Regions from separate parts of the Homo sapiens genome. Here region 2 is linked to region 1. A link is an interaction called in ENCODE POLR2A ChIA-PET data of the cell type or tissue named here. Cell type or tissue: OCI-LY7. All regions are shown on one strand. Links, peaks and the distances in the headings refer to the core of each region. The heading gives the core; the rest is flanking DNA.

Region 1 (5,378 bases), core at 272-5,271:
GATTCCTTGTAGAACAAAGTTCCATCAAAGCCAATTTTAAAAAGGCCTGTATGGTGAATAATTATTCTTGATGCACTTTATACAAATAATCAGGCCAAATGTAGTCAGGTTAAAACTTATCTTGCAAACAAATCAGTCTACCATGATTTGTTTTTAATAAAAATGGGGGTTGGAGAGAGAAAATTTGTTTAAAAAGACTATGGTACACCTGTTGTTACATTCTGGTCTTGTCCATTGTTTTTTATTTTTTTCCTGCAATTTAGGCTGACCCACTTTGTTTCTGTGAACCAACCAGTGATCTCCAGCTGTTGCTGAAAAGAAATAAGGGAGATGTGTAACACAAAAATCTGGATCAGTATTCTAATTCTGGCCGTGTATTGGAATCAGCTAGCAACCTCATATCAGCTTGGTTCCAACAACTACCCAGTTAATGGAAAGCCTTCTTATTTAGTTCACTTGGGATCATCTTACTTATTTTGCTTACTGTTGTGGACTATATTGCTGTTATACTCTTTGTTTAGAAATGCAAGATAAGCTTACTCAATGTTTTCTTAAATTGAACACATTGATCTTCCAGATATCACCTTTTGTCAGAACTCAGAGTTATGAATGGCCCTCAGCATACCAACACTTTCTGACTGAGCTCCTCTCTACCCTGGATATAAGAGACCCCAATAGTTAGGCGGGAATATCATTGCCCCATTCAGCCTGAAGAAGTTACAGAAGATGGATCTTCATCCCTCTGCAACCCTTAGGATTGAGAGTCCCCTTTTAAAAGGGAGGGGGGAAGTATGTTAGAGGTGTTCAAACCAGAGGAACTCCATCTTGAGTAGAAGCTGGTTAAAATAAAGCTAAGACTCGTTGCACCGTATTCATAGGAGGTTAAGCATTCTTAGTCACAGGATGAGATAGGAGGTTGGCAGGACTGGTATCACAAGATACAGGTCATACAGATTCTGCTGACAAAACAGAATGCAGAAAAGAAGCAGGCCAAATTGCACCAAAATGAAGAGGGTGACAAAAGTGACCTCTGGTCATCCTCACTGCTCATTATACACTACCTATAACACATTAGCATGCTAAAAGCACCATGATAGTTTACAGATGCCATGGCAATGTTCAGAAGTTGCCCTATATAGTCTAAAAGGGGGAGGAACGCTCAGCTCTGGGAATTCCCTACTCCTTTCCTGGAAAACCCATGAATTGCCCACCCCTTATTTAGCATATAATAAAAACAAAAACCATAAGTATATTCAGTCAGGCAGTTCATACTGCTGTTCTATTGAGGAGGCATTCTTCTGTTTCTTTACTTCTCTAACAAACTTGCTTTCACTTTTAAACGAATTTAGTGTTCTTTGTTGAGGATGCTATATAAGCTGAAATCAAAGCCACTTCTTTGAGAACTACTCAATTTCTGAGTGACTCCAAGTGTATCTGAAACAAACATGTGAATAAACTTTTGGGTTTTTTTTCTTGTTACTCTGTCTTTTGTAATTGAAGTCTGTTCCAACTAAGAACCTATGGCTGTTACTATTTTTCTTCAGCATGATACAGGGGACCCACCAAGGAGAGGGCCACATGACACCACATGTGCTTCTCATCAGCCTTAGAATACTCTCCAGCTGGGACATATTCCTGTGTCTCATCTTTCCTACTAGACCAGAATTTGCCACATCTATTTTCTTTTTAGTCCACCCGACACACCTACCCTCCACCCCTCCACACATACACTACACATGTGCAAACATCTCTAATTAAATTAGACTATAGAGGGCTTTGGGATGGAGGGAGGTGCTAGGACCCCAAGCCCTGCTCTGCCTGTAAGCAGCAGTTCACTGACCCATTTGCTTTTCTGACAAATGTGACTTGATAACCCCTGAGAGCATCCAGCTCTAACAGTCTATAATCCAGTAAATTGCTACCCAAAATGATTCTGTTTCACAGGACTGTGTCCAGCCTATGTGCAGATTATCAACCCCCAGGTAGGCTCTGGGAAAGAAAAACTGACAGCCACCTACTTTGCAAACCCTGAGGCTGTGGTTTATATAAATAGGGACTGGTGTGACTTGAAAGCCTATATTCCTAAGGCCAGGCACAATGGCTCATGCTTGTAATCCCAGCAGTTTTGGAGGCCAAGGTGGGAGGATTGTTTGAGGCCAGGAGTTTGAGACCAGCCTGGGCAACATAGCCAGACCCCAGCTCTACAAAAATTAATTAAAATAAAGCATTAGCCAGGTGTGATGGTGTACACCTGAAATCCCAGCTACTTAGGAGGCGGAGGTAGGAGGATCACTTAGGCCCTTCAGTTTGAGGCTGCAGTAGGCTGTGATTGTATGACTGCACTCCAGGCTAGGTGACAGGATGAGACCTTGTCTCTAGAAAAAAAAAAAAAGAAGAAAATGTGTGTTTCCTGTCAGCAGCCTTTACCCAGAAATGTCATGAGATCGCCTCACTGGGCAGCAGACAAATTATATCAACTCTATCCATTACACAAATACTCCAGACCACAGGGTAGCAAAATATAAGAAAGATTTATTAAGGGAATAAAATATCCAAAAACTTAGACTTATGCCATGGCAAATCAAACCCTTTTCCTAAGTGCAGCTCACGTTTTTTCCAAAGCACTTTTTTGTGCCACCTCCATACTTCCTGGTGCCTTGACAGAGAAGCTACGTCCTAAACAGTTTCCTCAATTTGCAGTCCCTGGGGACTCCAGAGAGACGGCATTGACAACAGCATGTAATATTGATGCTCAAATCAATGTTTTAAACATTGAGCTCCAAAATGAATAAGACTAAGGAAAATAAGCAGCCCAATTTCTATTTCTTCAATCTTTGAGCAGGAGCAAACCAGACTTTTTGGCCAAATTCTTAGATTTTTAGCAGAGCAACAAGAATGTTGACACCTAACAACTTCTGAAGGACCTACGGAAATTGCTCAACAAGAGGGGACAAATGTGTGGGCTGTTCAGGTAACTTGAAGCCCTAGGGAGCACTTCCTCCTGCCACACCGGCAGGTTAAGAGCCTGTTTGTCACAGGCCAGGCCTCATTCATCATTACCCGGGTGCCGTCTCCTGACATCAGTGAGTTTTCGGCCCCTTGACAGCACCTGTCTGGCAGCCTGGGCTATCAGCTGCTCTCCTGTCGCTCTGGCTGAGCACAGGGGACAGCCTTGGCCCAGCCCTGTGGAATCTTCCAGTCCACGCCCTCCTCCTCCTGGCAGCCCGGCACACACACACAACCTCGAGGGGACAAATGAGCAGTCAGTTTAGTTTCTCTGCATTCAATGGGAGGGCACCAGATGGAAGGCCACAGAATGCACCAAGCCAGGGTCTTTGCGGGGAGGTGGGCTGTTGGGGGGCTGTCACCATAACAACAGGAAAAGCACTGCTGAAGTTTCTATTTTGGTGCTGCCACTAATTACTACGAATATTTCATTCGGCCCTGTGATCAGCCATCCCCAGAGCCGCCTGTTACCGGCAGATGGCTTGTTTTCTTCTCTCTAGAAAGTTAGCCAAAGACCACAGTTGTGTTTGGTTGTTTCATTCTTTTTTAAAACACTGAGTGGCTTAAGAATGCTTTGTTTTTGCATTTTATTGTAAAAGTCAGATACCTCTAGATTTTCTCCAAACAAACACTATTCTGGGAAATAAAAGGCAGGCCTAGTAGCATTGACTAATTTAGTGTTTAAATATATGTATGAGTGAGAAAAAGGATAGTTACGCCCTTATGAGTAGAAATACTTAGCAGATCTGACAAGTATATCCATATGGGGTTATTTTTAGAAGTTCAACTTTCCCCATTCTTTTTTTTTATTTTTTAAGAGTTAAGGTCTCGTTCTGTTTCCCAGACTAGAATGCAGTGCCACAATCGTAGCTCATTGCAGCCTTGAACTCCTGGGCTCAAGTGATCTTCCTTCCTTAGCCTCCCTAGTAGCTGGGACTACAGGTGTGAGCCACTACATCCAGCTAAATTTTTTTATTGAGATGAGTTCCAGCTATTTTGCCTAGGGTAGTCTCGAACTCTTGGTTTCAAGAGATCCTCCAGCCTTGGTCTCCCCAAATGCTAGGATTATAGGCATCAGCCACCACACTCAGCCTTCCTATTTATACACTAAAAATTTTAAGTGAAACCCTGTCTCTACTAGAAATGCAAAAATTAGCTGGGCATGGTGGTGCATGCCTGTAATCCCAGCTACTCAGAATAAGGGAGGAGACCACCCCTCATATTGTCTTATCCCCAATTTCTGCCTCCAAAGAAAGAAGAAGTAAAGACTAAAAGGCAGAAATGAAATCCACAAGCAGATAGCCCGGCGCCACACCCTGGGCCTGGTAGTTAAAGATAGACCCCTGACCTAATCGGTTATGTTATCTATAGATTACAGACATTGTATAGAAAAGCACTGTGAAAATCCCTATCCTGTTCTGTTCTGTTCTAATTATTGGTGCATGCAGCCCCCAGTCACGTACCCCATGCTTGCTCAATCAATCATGACCCTCCCACACGGACCCCCTTAGAGTTGTGAGCCCTTAAAAGGGACAGGAATTTCTCACTCAGGGAGCTCGGTTGTTGGAAACGTGAGTCTTGCCGAAGCTCCCAGCTGAATAAAGCCCTTCCTTCTTTAACTCGGTGTCTGAGGGATTTTGTCTGTGGCTTCTCCTGCTACATTTCTTGGTTCCCTGACCAGGAAGCGAGGTGATTAACAGATGGTCAAGGCAGCCCCTTAGGCAGCTTAGGCCTGCCCTGTGGAGCATCCCTGAGGGGGACTCTGGCCAGCTTGAGCAACATGGATCCTGAGAGCGCTCCTGGGTAGGCAATTGCCCCAGTGGAACACCTTGCCAGAGGAGCACGTGGCAGGCCCCCATGGAGGATCAACGCAGTGGCTGAACACCGGGAAGGAACTGGCACTTGGAGTCCAGACATCTAAAACTTGGTAAGACTAGTCTTTGGAACTTGCCCACTCCATTTGGGTGGAAAGGTGACCTGATCACCTACGGCGTGCCTGTACCAGCACTTTGGTTTTTGTTTTTGACTTGACTTGGATTACTTGATACTTTGGTTTTGGTTTTGACCTGGCTTGGATTTCTTGATACTCCGATTTTGGTTTTGATTCTGGTTTGGTGTAAACTGTAAAAGTGTGTGTGCCCTTTTCACCCGTTCTTTGTTTTGTGGTGTGTGTGTGGTGTGAGTGTGTTGTTTTGTCTCAAAGAAGCATAGGTCAGACACAAAGTCAGCCCATCCCACTATGAACTATGTTGAAAAATTTCAAGAAAGGATTTAAGGGAGACTATGGAGTACTATGACACCAGGAAAACTTAAAACTTTGTGTAAGATAGACTGGCATGTGCATTAGAGGTGGGTTGGCCATCAGAAGGAAG
Region 2 (5,378 bases), core at 278-5,277, 96 kb after region 1:
TAATTCCACATGGATGGAGGAAAATTTGCATGTTCTCTGCAGTGAGGTCGAATGTGACTCCATTCAGTGATCTCTTTTTTTTGAGACAGAGTCTCACTCTGTCACCCAGGCTGGAGTGCAGTGGCACCATCTTGGCTCACTGCAATTTCCACCTCCTGGATTCAAGCAATTCTCCTGCCTCAGTCTCTAGAGTAGCTGGGATTACAGGCACGCACCACCATGCCTGGCTAATTTTTGTAATTTTTCTTAATAGAGACAGGGTTTCACCATGTTGTCCAGGCTTGTCTCGAACTCCTGACCTCAAGTGATCCGCCTGCCTCAGCCTCCCAAAGTGCTGGGATTACAGGCATGAGCCACCATGCCCGCCAGTGATCCCTTTTTCTCCACTCTGGTTATGGAGAGCAGCCAGGGGTGCTGACTGTGCTTTCCATGGCACATTCAGGTGGAACAATGGGCCCATGAACCATCTATTCCCTGGCTATGGGCATTCAAGGCATATAAGGATTGGATCCCAGGAGACCTGGGGCTTCCAGGGCTGCAGGACAGAGATAAGAAGCAGTGAGTCATAGTCCGGATAGGGAAGATGCTCTCACACTTGCTTGGCAAATAAGAGTAGCTTAGAAGAAAATTCTCCTATTTCTGGAAGGGAGTAAGGAGTGAATCCCAGGAAAGGAGGGACCTGCTGCACTGCAGACCCCATGTGGGGGCAGTATCTCAGGGACTGGCCTGCATGCTACACCTAGGGGGCTGTGTCCTGGGTCTGGGTCCCACCTCAGCAAGCCTGTCTGGGCCAGCTTGTTATGGGAGTAGTGTTGTCCTCTATCTCTTAAAACCCACAATAAACCAGATCCATCCAGGCACACACCTATAATCCTAGAGCTTTGGGAGGCTGAGGCAGGAGGATTGCTTGAGGGCAGGAGCTCAAGACCAGCCTGGACAACATAGTGAGACCCCCGTCTCTACAACAGAATCTAAAAATTAACCAGGCATGATGGCATGGAGTCCCAGCTGCTCAGGAGGCTGAAGTGGGAGGACTGTTTGAACCCAGGAGTTCAAGGCTGCAGTGGGCTATGACCATGCCACTGCACTCCAGCATGGGCAACAGAGGGAGGCCCTGTCTCTTAAAAAGAAAAGAAATCAGATCCAAGAACTAAAGGCCATCCCCAAAATTCCAGGTTGCATGAGACCCTGTGACTGGTGCAGGACCCCAAGAAGGTGACAGGAAAGAACCACAATGCTGACCAATATTTTTTTAAATAATCTCTAGAGAGTGGGCACTTGGGGGTTAATTTACTTTGATTTTTAAAAATGAAATAACTCATTAACTCTTGGTCTGAAAGTTGTGATGGAACTAAATCCATATACACCACACATATTTACAGAACAAGGCTATTTAGATCAGTGGGTTTTTTGTTTCTTTTTGTTTTCAGTTTAATTTATTTAAAATTTTTATTTATTAATTATTTATTTTCAGAGATGGGTTCTCACTGTGTTGCCCAGGCTAGAGTGCAGTGGCTACTCACAGGAGTGATTATGGTGCACTATAGCCTCAAACTCCTGGGTTCAAGCAATCCTCCCACCTTAGCCTCCCAGTAGCAGCTGGGATTACAGGCACACACCACTGCACCTGGCTTAGACCAGGTATTTTTCAAGCTGTAGACTGAGATCCACTAGTAGGTCATGAAATTAATTTAGTGAGTCTTGACCAGCCATTTTTCATTAAATAGAATGGAAAAAAAAAAAAAAAGAGCTTCTGCACCACAAAAGAAACTATTATCAGAGTGAACAGGCAACCTACAGAATGGGAGAAAATTTTTACAATCTACCCATCTGACAAAGGGCTAATATCCAGCCAGAATCTACAAAGAACTTAAACAAATTTACAAGAAAAAATCAAACAACCCCGTCAAAAAGTGGGCAAATGATATGAATAGACACTTCTCAAAAGAAGACATTTATGCAGCCAAAAGACACATGAAAAAATGCTCATCATCACTGGCCATCAGAGAAATGCAAATCAAAACCACAATGAGATACCATCTCACACCTGTTAGAATGGCGATCATTAAAAAGTCAGGAAACAACAGGTGCTGGAGAGGATGTGGAGAAATAGCAACGCTTTTTTTTTTTTTTTTTTTTTTTTTTTTTTTGAGATGGAGTCTCACTCTGTCGCCCAGGCTGGAGCGCAGTGGTGCAGATCTTGGCTCACTGCAAGCTCCGGCTCCCAGGTTCAAGCCATTCTCCTGCCTCAGCCTTCTCAGTAGCTGGGACTACAGGCACCTGCAACCACATCTGGCTAATTTTTTGTATTTTTAGTAGAGACAGGGTTTCACTGTGTTAGCCAGGACGGTCTCGATCTCCTGACCTCGTGATCTGCCCGCCTTGGCCTCCCAAAGTGCTGGAATTACAGGCGTGAGCCACCGTGCCTGGCCAGAAATGCTTTTACACTGTTCGTGGGACTATAAACTAGTTCAACCATTGTGGAAGACAGTGTGGCGATTCCTCAAGGATCTAGAACTAGAAATACCATTTGACCCAGACATCTCATTACTGGGTATATACCCAAAGGATTATAAATCATGCTGGTATAAAGACACATGCACACGTACGTTTATTGCAGCACTATTCACAATAGCAAAGACTTGGAACCAACCCAAATGTCCATCAATGATAGACTGGATTAAGAAAATGTGGCACATATACACCATGGAATACTATGCAGCCATAAAAAAGGATGAGTTCATGTCCTTTGTAGGGACATGGATGAAGCTGGAAACCATCATTCTGGGCAAACTATCGCAAGGACAGAAAACCAAACACCACCATGTTCTCACTCATAGGTGGGAATTGAACAATGAGAACACTTGGACACAGGGTGGGGAACATCACACACCAGGGACTGTCATGGGGTGGGGGAAGGGGGAAGGGTAGCATTAGGAGAAATACCTAATGTAAATGACAAGTTAATGGGTGCAGCACACCAGCATGGCACATGTATACATATGCAACTAACCTGCACATTGTGCACTTGTACCCTAGAACTTAAAGTATAATAAAAAAAAACAACAAACAAACAAAAAGAATGGAAAAAAACTCTGTTTCAGGACTTTTTCTTTTCAGTTATAGGTAAGTATGTGTGTACAGGGTAGCAACGTAAATGCATTTCCTATTGTAGGTCATGGTCAAAAAACTTGAGAACTAAATTAGACCACATCACTATGAGTGAATAATTTCCTCTCCACCAGCTAGAAGTAGCTTGTCTGTACAGGAGGAAATACAGTCAGCCCTCCATGCCGGTGGGGTCCCCATTTGTGGATTCCACCAACCATAGACTGAAAGTATTTAAAAAAAAAAAAAAACTTGTTGGTTGTGTCTGTACTGAACACATGCAGGCGTTTTGTGCTCATCATTATCGCCTAAACAATAAAGTACAACAACTCTCTACAAAGCCTTTACATTATGCTAGGTATTATAAGTCATCCAAAGATAATTTAAAGTGCATGGAAGGTGTGCATAGGTTCCATGTAAATGCTATACTACTTTATATCAGGGACTTGAGCATCCTCAGATTCTCAGATTTTGATATTCACGGTGGGGGTTCTGTTACCAACAGAGCTGGTCCCCCACAAAAATGGGGTCTTTCCCTGTTTGGTGCAGTGAAACCAATACACAACACCGAAAGTGAGTGTCAAGTGGTGCAGGCTTTATTCGATGGCCATGGAATTGAGAAGCGGGAGCTTGGCTCACAAATCAACTTCTCAATTAGTGAGGGGTGAGGGGGTTATCATATAGGGTTTCCTTAATGATGGCTGGACATTAAAAGCAAGAGGAGGAATATCCATGTCTTTTCTGGAACTGGGCGGTACACTTCTTGGAATGAGGGGCTCCCTTGTTTTTGTCCTTTTATGGCTCCTTCTGGTCATTGTCACGGGGACTGGCAACCGTCATGACACTGGTGGAAGTGTCATTTAGCATGGAAATTAGATTATAATGAAGCCTGAGGTCTTTTTGAAGTCATCTGGTCGGATACCTGGGGTAGGCTTTGTAACTGGTCTCAGCTGGTCTGGTTACAAAGGGAACTTTTTATCGCCGGTGTCCTGTTTCTTAAAGATAAGCAGAGTTAGAGCAAAGGAGAAATTCAGCTATGTCACGTAGGCATTATACCAACAGTTCCTGGAACCAGTCCCCCACAGATAACAAGGCACGACTGCACATAGACTAATGGTCCCCAACCTTGGGTCCTAAAAAGAAGTAACGGGGGGCGGGGCATGGTGGCTCATGCCTGTAATCCCAGCACTTTGAGAGACCAAAGTGGGCAGATCACCTGAGGTCAGGTGTTCAAGACCAGCCTGACCAACAAGGCGAAACCCTGTCTCTACTAAGAAAATACAAAAAATTAGCTGGTGTGATAGCGCACGCCTGTAATCCCAGCTAGTCAAGAGGCTAAGGCAGGAGAATCGCTTGAACCTGGGAGGCAGAGGTTGCAGTGAGCCGAGATCGTGCCATTGCACTCCAACCTGGGCAACAAGAGTGAAACTCTGTCTAAAAAAAAAAAAGTAAGTAATGGGGATATTATAAACCATTTTCAGCAATAGCTAGCATTTATGAAGCATATCCTGGATAAGAGATATGTGGGTTACATCTTCATTTTCTAGATAAATTAAAGTCACTCATACTCATCTATCAAGTTGAAGAGCTAAATTTTAAATCCAGGTTCTTCAGACTCCAAAACAATGCCTTTTCTAAGAGACCACACTGCACCCCCCTACCCTTCAATAATTCATGAACCTTATTACAAATAATATGCATGCCTACAATAAAGCTGCCCAGCCAAAAAAAAAAAAAAAAAAAAAAAAAAAGGCTTGACAATATTTTGTAGTGTTGGCTACTTAAATGTGAAAAATCAAGTCTGTAATAAGAATATGTGTGAAACATTCTATAAACCATACAGTAAAATAAAAATATAGGGTGGTATTGAGGTCAGACAAGACCATTTTGGTGTCTTTTCCTCCAATCTTTCATATCCAGTAAGTCATCCCACTACCACAGCAGACCAACTAGGATTGGCCGAAATCGTGCCTGCTTGCGCCTTCTTTCTAGAAATTTCCATGTCCCCAGCGTGCATGTTCTGTCGCCTTCTGCCCCTTTCTGTCTTGCTGCCGTACTCTCCATTGGTCTTGCCTCTGCTGCCTTGTTTCCTTTCTGTACAAGTGCAAGGCAGAGCTCTTTCCTTTCCCCTGAGCATCTGTCCCTGTGCAAATTTATCAGGTTTCTCTCGTCTAGCAGAGAAAGAAAAATGAAGTATCAGCATTATGGCCTATCTGTGCACTTTTTAAAATTAACTGCAAGCTTCATTTAATATCTTCATTCTTGTTTTT

What was found. Peaks named below come from ENCODE experiments on the same cell type or tissue, not always from the same donor. Only the 100,000 strongest peaks of a DNase experiment are listed, where the experiment ranks them.
Region 2: POLR2A ChIA-PET joins it to region 1 with 6 read pairs; 3 of 35 experiments call an interaction of 5 or more read pairs at or near these places.

The regions. Positions count from the first base shown.
Region 1 is chr18:8,909,443-8,914,820 of GRCh38, forward strand. No RefSeq gene overlaps it. Among named protein-coding and RNA genes, the nearest start is that of NDUFV2, 190 kb to the right of the region's middle. In OCI-LY7, for the core only: a CTCF peak has its summit at 3,514; DNase peaks (open chromatin) are centred at 2,379, 3,079 and 3,419; H3K4me3 peaks cover 4,306 bases; H3K27ac peaks cover 4,831 bases.
Region 2 is chr18:9,005,104-9,010,481 of GRCh38, forward strand. No RefSeq gene overlaps it. Among named protein-coding and RNA genes, the nearest start is that of NDUFV2, 95 kb to the right of the region's middle. In OCI-LY7, for the core only: no CTCF peak of the experiment used is centred there; DNase peaks (open chromatin) are centred at 2,208 and 3,238; H3K4me3 peaks cover 286 bases; H3K27ac peaks cover 2,887 bases.